Linked DNA regions of Homo sapiens: region 1 is linked to region 2. A link is an interaction called in ENCODE POLR2A ChIA-PET data of the cell type or tissue named here. Cell type or tissue: K562. All regions are shown on one strand.

Region 1 (4,000 bases), 90 kb before region 2:
AAGGGGTATGTTAGACAAGGTCCTCTGGGTCTACCTCTTCTAGTGCAGACCTAGGATCATTCCAGGACCCCATCACGTTGGTTAGAAGATAGCATAGTGCCATGGTTAGTGACTACCCATCACTCTTCAAAGCCTTTCTTCTTGCAGCATGCCACCTTTAAAGGGAAAAGTGATCACCCCAATCACCCTACTCTCCAAACTAGCTTTGGTTCATTCCCCAAGGCCAAAGTTCTATGGCGGCCTGTCTTGTGGCCTTGAGTACTCCATTTCCCACTCCCATTCCCTCCCACTGAGATACCTGGACAAGCAGTCAGTGAGGCCCCATTTTCTGTGGACTCCCATCAAGGCCAGCATCTGCCACATAGCCAAGTGCAGGGCAGCAAGCAGTCCTCCCCCAGAGACCCTGCCCTATAAAGCTGCCTCTCCCCCTCATCAACTCTCCCTGAGCCATCAGTGAGGGGTCAGTTGGGAGCAGGCAAAGCTCAATGGTCAGGCCAGGTGACCTCGTAATGGTCTACCATGGTTCCTGACCTGGAAGTCATTGAGAGATGCATTCACGGCTTCCCAAGGGGTTTCCAGCGATGGCCACAAAATCAGTAAGAAAAGGAATCCTTTCCAAAAGTGACCCCCCCCATCTCTCTTCATCCCCTAAACATAAATGCAGTCCAATTAATCTGGCGTTAGCAGACCTATCAAACTTGTGAAGCCAGTCCTAACAACATGGTGCAGACAGACAGATGCCCGCCCTGCTCAGACTCACAGGACCAGCACAGATCATGAGTGATGCAATGTGTCAAGGCTGCACATGGCCGGATGCATATGGAGCAGCCCCCAACTGGGGGTGCTTATCAGTACCTTACTAGACCACTTGGTAGCTTCCCGATGCAAGGACTGAGCCGCGGCCAGAATGGGCTGGTTGACCGGCTGATTGGATGGCATTAACAGCAGCTCAGGTTCGTAATCGTCTTCCATGTCAGGGGGGACAGGGAAGCCAGCAGCATCGGCCGCATCTGCCTCAGCTACAACACCTATACCCACCTCAGCGGCTGGGATGCCCGGCTTTGTCGATGGCGGGAAGGATGAGAAATAGGGATAGTGTTAGTAAGAGCAATACGACTTGGGAAACTGGGCTTCAGCTGGTTTAGTAACCAAAGCCTGCCTAGGATGAGAAAGAAACATGTTCTCTAGGAGCCTTGTGTACCAAGCTTCACAGAAGGGGGAATTCTCAGCCTCCAGCGCCACTCAGCCCAAGCCACTGTGTGGTGAGAGAAGAAAAGGGACTCACTCCAATGGCAAAGGGCTTCTAGAGAAATCTTTACACCAAGAAAGCAAGTGGCATCCATTTCTTTAATATACTTGATACTAAAGTCAAACTTGACAAGAGTGATTCTCACATGAGAATATTTCTGAGGAGCCAAACAACCAAACGATAGTAGCAAATTACCTTTAAAAGGAATCCGGAGAGAAAAAGTAAATGCAGCCACACAAGTTACTTTGTACAGAACAAAGTGAACACTGCTGGATCATATGGTCACTGTTCTACATTTTCCTGGGACACAGGAGGCAATTTGGGTCAGCTCTGCAGCTGCCAGACATAGATTATTTCCTTCATGAGTTAAAAGTCCCAGAATTAAAAATGATACATCAGAGGTAACGAATACCAAACTAGGAAAGAGGCAGGAAAAACAAACACAATGGTGACTGAAGAGAACTTAAGTACCCCACTGTCACCCAGCTGTAAGGAGCCTCAAGAAGCCACCTCGTCAGCCGCCCATCTCAGGGAACACCCACACATCAGACCAGCTCTCTATCCCCTCAAGGTCTTCTGAGGCAAAGCTTCTACCATCTCTTTTTGCATCCATTGCTAGTACCACCTCAGAAAGCTTCTCCTTGGGTACAACCTAAATTGCTTGCAAAATAGGTTCTCACTCACCCCAAACTCTGCTTATCTAGTTCACAGATAGAATAATATGTGAACTTGGCAAGTGACTGCAGCTGAGCTCACAGAAGCTCAGAAGAATGGTGCTCATTTAAGAATGAGAATCATGATGGAGAGAACATGAATTTAGAACCAGGGATGGAGATTATAAAAGCCAGATGCTGAAAATAGACTAACATGGAAAGAAAATTAAAAACTGCCACAATGAAGCCAAACCATTTATACAAAGAATGATGAATACAGGTTCTTTACATCAAACATCTGTACTCAAGAGGAAGTAGTTTATATGGAATTTTCTTTGAGGTTGTTACCACTCCTAAAAGTCTTAACCTGCACATGAAACCTGACTCCAAAGGGTGACGATGTTGGAGGATTCAGGGCCAACAAGGGGTTCAGATACCATCTAAACTCTTTTGCCTAAACTCAACCAAGACCCATCTCTGCTGCTCAGAAGAAAAGCCAGCTCACTGCTGCTAAGGCTCAGAGTCCCACAGTGTACAAAGACAGATAGGTTGACAGACACACGAACAGATATTCCTCCCCAGCCCAGTACACACATGGTTCAAGTAGCTTCTGACTTCACACAACTCAAAGTCAGCAAACTCCTGATCTTGCACACTTCAGGAGATAGACCTCAGGACTTCTGGCCACAAATGGCAGAGTGGGGCAAGTAATGTGGGCCAATGCTGTCTGCTTTTAAGTTTGTTTGTTTTTTTAAATAATTCATGTATATTTTTTGTTCTGCATAGTGTATTTTGGTTCATTGTAATGAAATTTAAATTTCCTTTAAAATCTTCACTGTCACCCTCCCCCACTCCCCATGCACAGTGGGGCTCTGCCACATGCAGTTGGAGAGATACCATTATAAATAATTCTACAGGTCAGGTCCAACACCAGCAAAGTCTCCCTTCCTTCTTAGAACCTGGGCTCACAGCTAACAGTTCAGCAAAATACAGAGTTAAAAACCAATGTGAATTTCCCAGCCTGAAAAAAATCCAAGATCAGCTGCAGGTGCAGGAGGTCCCTGAGGAAATACAATCGACACAAGAGCTTGAAAGCTTTGAGGATGTGTAAAGAATAAAGGCAAATAGGTGGTGGGAATAAAGATCTAGGGTCATAAAAACATTAAAAAAAAGATCTAGGGTCATATTAGAAACAGTTTAGAACTAAGAGCTACCTTTCACTGCAGGGTTAGCAATAATATTCCTCTTATCTAGAAAAGCTACTGCTCACTTTTCATCATTTAGGGGAAAATAGGCAAAAGTTATTCATAGGGCAAGACTGCTGTAGCATCCATATTTTTACCAACCACATTAATATTTACACCTTCAGATTTGCTGAGTAAGAGACAGCCTGGAGCTGTCTTGAGTTGACAGGTGAAATGATTCTGAGAAAGGACAAAAGCACATGGCTTCTAAGATACCAATCTACTTGCTTCTGTGGAAAAAAAAAGAAAATGCAAACATTTCATCTAGCTTTAGCACAGCCCACACAATTCATATTTGGAGCTCTGATCATTAGCAATGTAGCATCTAAAAACATTTGCAGTTCCAAGAAAGATAAGCAATTTCTAAAAGACCCCAAATGCTAAGGTCAAGGCACCTGGCACTCTAATGGACAAAGGACAGGAATCCTCTTCTCAAATCACAGGCACCCTGACTCTGGCTTTTGCAAGCTTGAAGGAGAAACCATCAGGTGTCAGAAACATCTCACTAAAGCACAGGTAAGAAGAGGAATATGCTATTGGCAACACAGGAACCAAAGGAGAGAGAGAGGGTGACTCCAAATAGACTCTTCTTTCTGGGTCTTTCATGGTCCTTCATCCTTTCCGAGAAGACATCCTTTCTCAACAAGAAAAGCTTCACTACTTACCTTGCTGGACCATTTGCGAGCTTCATCATGGAGCTGTCTGGCAGCCATCATCATTGGCTGGTTAATCACCTCCCCGGCCTTCTGCTCAGGGAACTCTTCATCCTTTTCCTCTGGTGGTGGAGGCCTAGGTGGAGGGACCTCACCTTCAGGCAGAGGTGGTTTGGGAGGAGCAAGCTCATCTGTTAGCTA
Region 2 (4,000 bases):
CTGAATACTGTAGGCAACTGTAACACGATTGTAAGTATTGGTGTATCTAAACATAGAAAAGGTACAGTGAAAATATATTATTATCTTATGGTACCATCATCACATATGCAGCCTTTTGTTGAAACCTCATTACCCACAACTGCATTAAAGACAGTGCAGGCAAAGCACGTACACACTAAGCTACAATCCTTTTATCTTCATTCCTCAATAAATATCAAGTTCACTTCTAATGATTCATTAAAGAACAACACAAGTCTATATTTGGTTCATAAATGAAAACCATCTGAAACTAAGAGTTTAGGTGGGAGATATATAACAGCAGAGAGTCCCTGGAGATCTAGAGACAATGTGGGCCAGGCACAGTGGCTCACATCTGTAATCCCAGCACTTTGGGAGGCCGAGGCAGGTGGATCACCTGGGGTCAGGAGTTTAAGACCAGCCTGGCCAACATGGCGAAACCCCTTCTCTACTAAAAATACAAAAAAAATTTAGCCGGGTGTGGTGGCACGCACCTGTAATCCCAGCTACTAGGGAGGCTGAGGCAGGAGAATTGCTTGAACCTGGAAGGCGGAGGTTGCAGTGAGCCGAGATCGTGTCATTGCACTCCAGCCTGGGCAACAAGAACGAAACTCCGTCTCAAAAAAAAAAAAAGACATTACGGACACTGAAGTTTTATTTACTTATTTATTTATTTATTTATTTATTTATTTATTTATCTTTATTCTTATTGTATTTTATTTTTTCTTGAGACGGAGTCTCGCTCTGTCACCCAAGCTGGAGTTCAATGGCGCAATCTTGGCTCACTGCAACTGCTGCCTCCTGGGTTCAAGCAATTCTCCTGCCTTAGCCTCCGGAGTAGCTGTAACTACAGGTGCGTGCCATCATGCCCGGCTAATTTTTGTATTTTTAGTAGAGATGGGGTTTCACCATGTTGACCAGGCTGGTCTTGAACTCCTGACCTCAGGTGATCCACCCACCTCAGCCTCCCAAAGTGCTGGGATTACAGGCATGAGCCACCGTGCCTGGCCTGAAGTTTTAATTTTGAATAACTTCTTGTGTCTCAAAATATTCATCTTCTGTTTTTTTCCCAAAATATTTTTAAATGCAAACACTATTCTTAGCTCCTGGACAGTTAAAAACACAGGCTATAGTTTGCTGACTTCTGCTCTCCATAGAGAAATAATACAATCAGAAAGGGGTTAGGGATGTGATAGCCCTGAAGAGCTAGAATAAGGAATTTAAATTAATCTGGAAGACTGGGGACAAGGCATAGGTTTCTGAGCAAGAACCTTTTGAGATCAGAGCTATACTTAAGAAAGATTTACTTGGCAGTAATGGAAAGGAAGGAGAGATTAGAAGATAACAATCAGCCTAATCCAGACTGGTTGCTTTGAGGAAAAAAAGAAGAAAAAAGATGTAAAAGGAAAGATCAACGGAACATTTGTTGGAAAAAAAAAGAAGAGGAATGGTTTATTTATCTGGCAAGAATAAGTAAAAGGTTCAATCTCTAGACAAGAAGGAGAAAAAAGGAGATTTTTGCATTCTCATTCTCTAGTGCTATCATTATAGTATATAACTTCAGCAGACTAACTGAGGAATTTGCCTTTTTACAGAAGCTTTAGAACAGCCCAAGTTGGAGCTTCCAGTTCAGAGACAGAGTCTTCTGGTATATGTCAGTTGAAATGTGGCAATCATGTTTTGGTTTTACAGATGTAATAGGTATGGTAGTTCCAGAGATGGTTTATTTATTTATGGCCCTGTTTACTCCAGAGAGTTCCCAAATTAGGCAAGAGTATTCATATGGCTTACATAGATATATCATTGCCTTCGGAAGTTTTAAGTCATTCTTCTATGACTCAGAATTTTTATCTATCTTTTCTTGTTCTGACAGGGAAAAAAAAAAACTGCAGTGCTGAAAATGCAACCAATTCAACATTGAAGTCTGTAACTACTCTCATTCTACGGACTCAAATTTGGAAGCTGGGTAGGGGGGTCAGAGAAAGGAGGGGTGGAAACAGACACGAACACAATTAGTTCTAATTCATGATAACAACCATAGTCAAATATTTTAGTAACACAGCAAAGGGAGAGAGCTTCCCTTTGCTGAGCAGCCTGGGAAGAGCTTCATGAAGAGAGTGACATCTGCACTGGGCCCATTCTAATGAGAGAGGAAGGGCAACTCCAGGCAGTGGGAAGAGTACAAACAATAACGAAAAGATGGAGGGGAAATACGGAACTTATTTCTCTTATTTCCAAAGTGGCACATGTTCATTGTTAGGGTAAAAGCACAAACTATGGTCAGAAAAAGTTTTTCATTAAAACAATTATTTAACCTGAAATCCTACCATTCAATCCCGCCACCATTTTAGTATGCACTCTTCCACACATACATCATAAACAGATTACCCTACTGTTTTATCTCTCGCTCTCTTTTTTTTTTTTTTTTTTTTTGAGACAAGGTCTTGCTCTGTTGCCCAGGCCAGAATGCAGTGGGGCGATCATGGTTCACTGCAGCCTCAACCTCCAGGGCTCAAGTGACCCTTCTGCCTCAGCCTCCTGAGTAGCTGGGACTACAGGTGTGCACCACCATGCCCACCTAATTTTTGTATTTTTTGTAGAGACAGGGTTTCGCCATGTTGCCCAGGCTGCTCTCAAACTCCTGAGCTCAAGTGGTCCACCCACCTCGGTCTCCCAAGGTGTTGGGATTACAGGCATGAGCCACCAAGTGATTGACCCTGTTTTTTCTTACTAGCATAGATATCTGTCCCTCCCAGCTTGGAATACATATCAGAGTCATTAAAAAACACTGGCATTCCTGAATTCAAGCCCTTTCCTTATGCGCCATCCTTTGAGCTCTCACTTCAACTAGATTGTGTTTTCTTGCAGCATCTCTCTAGGTGGATCCATGCTACCAGCTATTGTATTTAGTTTTTCTTTTTCCAAGTGAGATCAAAAAGGTTAAGGCATGACTTCTTTCATATTCAGCTTCAATAAAATCATTGATGAGATCTTTTAGATTTAATAAGAATTCTAGGTTTTCTGCCCTGCATCTCAAAGTAAGCTCATTTGCATAATAAAAATATTTGCACTCCGACACCACCAATTACTGGCTCGGGACAAGTTACTCAAATGCTTTCAGCCTTAGTTTCCTTACCTGTAAAATAGAGATAATAACCACATAGTGCTCCCCTGAAAATAAATTAGTAATTTTTTTCTTTTTTTTTTTTTGAGACGGAGTTTCACTCTTGTTGCCCAGGTTGGAGTGCAATGTCGCGATCTCGGCGCACTGCAACCTCCAAGTCCTGGGTTCAAGCAATTCTCCAGCCTCAGCCTCCTGAGTAGCTGGGATTACAGGCGCCCGCCACCACGCCCGGCTAATTTTTGTATTTTTAGTAGAGAAAGGGTTTCACCATTTTGGCCAGGCTGGTCTCAAACTCCTGACCTCAGGTGATCTGACCATCTCAACCTCCTAAAGTGCAGGGATTAGAGGCGTGAGCCATCACACCGGGCCAATTAGTTATTTTTAAAACATTTACTTTACTGATTCATTTTCAAAATCGAGAACACTATGAATCCAAATATAAATTAAGTAATAATGAGTCTATCTCTAGAATTTATCTTTTCTTTTTCCTCCCTCTCCCTCTTGTACTCTACACATGCTGCAGATGTGTCTTTTCTCTATCTGCACTCCTACCACTGCCTGAAGGCAGCTCTTACTACCTCTTGCTTGAATGGATGGCTCTCCAACCCCAGTGTCTCACCAGCGCTCCAATCTATCTTCCTCAATACTACCAGGATTATTTTACCAAAATTTTATACATCAGCTTAAACACCTCTGTTTCGGGAGGGGAACATCACACACTGGGGCCTGTAGGGGGATGGGGGACAAGGGGAGGGAGAGCATTAGGACAAATACCTAATGCATGCGGGGCTTAAAACCTAGATGATGAGTTGATAGGTGTAGCAAACCACCATGGCACATGTATACCTATGTAACAAA

The links. ChIA-PET counts read pairs that join two places held together with the same protein. Peaks named below come from ENCODE experiments on the same cell type or tissue, not always from the same donor. Only the 100,000 strongest peaks of a DNase experiment are listed, where the experiment ranks them.
Region 1: POLR2A ChIA-PET joins it to region 2 with 5 read pairs; 4 of 35 experiments call an interaction of 5 or more read pairs at or near these places.

Annotation. Positions count from the first base shown.
Region 1 is chr10:74,108,968-74,112,967 of GRCh38, reverse strand. It overlaps VCL (vinculin), which reads right to left. Exons shown (of 22, transcript NM_014000.3): 18 at 3,812-3,997; 19 at 856-1,059. Among named protein-coding and RNA genes, the nearest start is that of AP3M1, 40 kb to the left of the region's middle. In K562, no CTCF peak of the experiment used is centred here; no DNase peak of the experiment used is centred here.
Region 2 is chr10:74,019,292-74,023,291 of GRCh38, reverse strand. All of the region lies in intron 1 of VCL (vinculin), which reads right to left. Among named protein-coding and RNA genes, the nearest start is that of VCL, 23 kb to the right of the region's middle. In K562, no CTCF peak of the experiment used is centred here; a DNase peak (open chromatin) is centred at 1,931; H3K4me3 peaks cover 805 bases.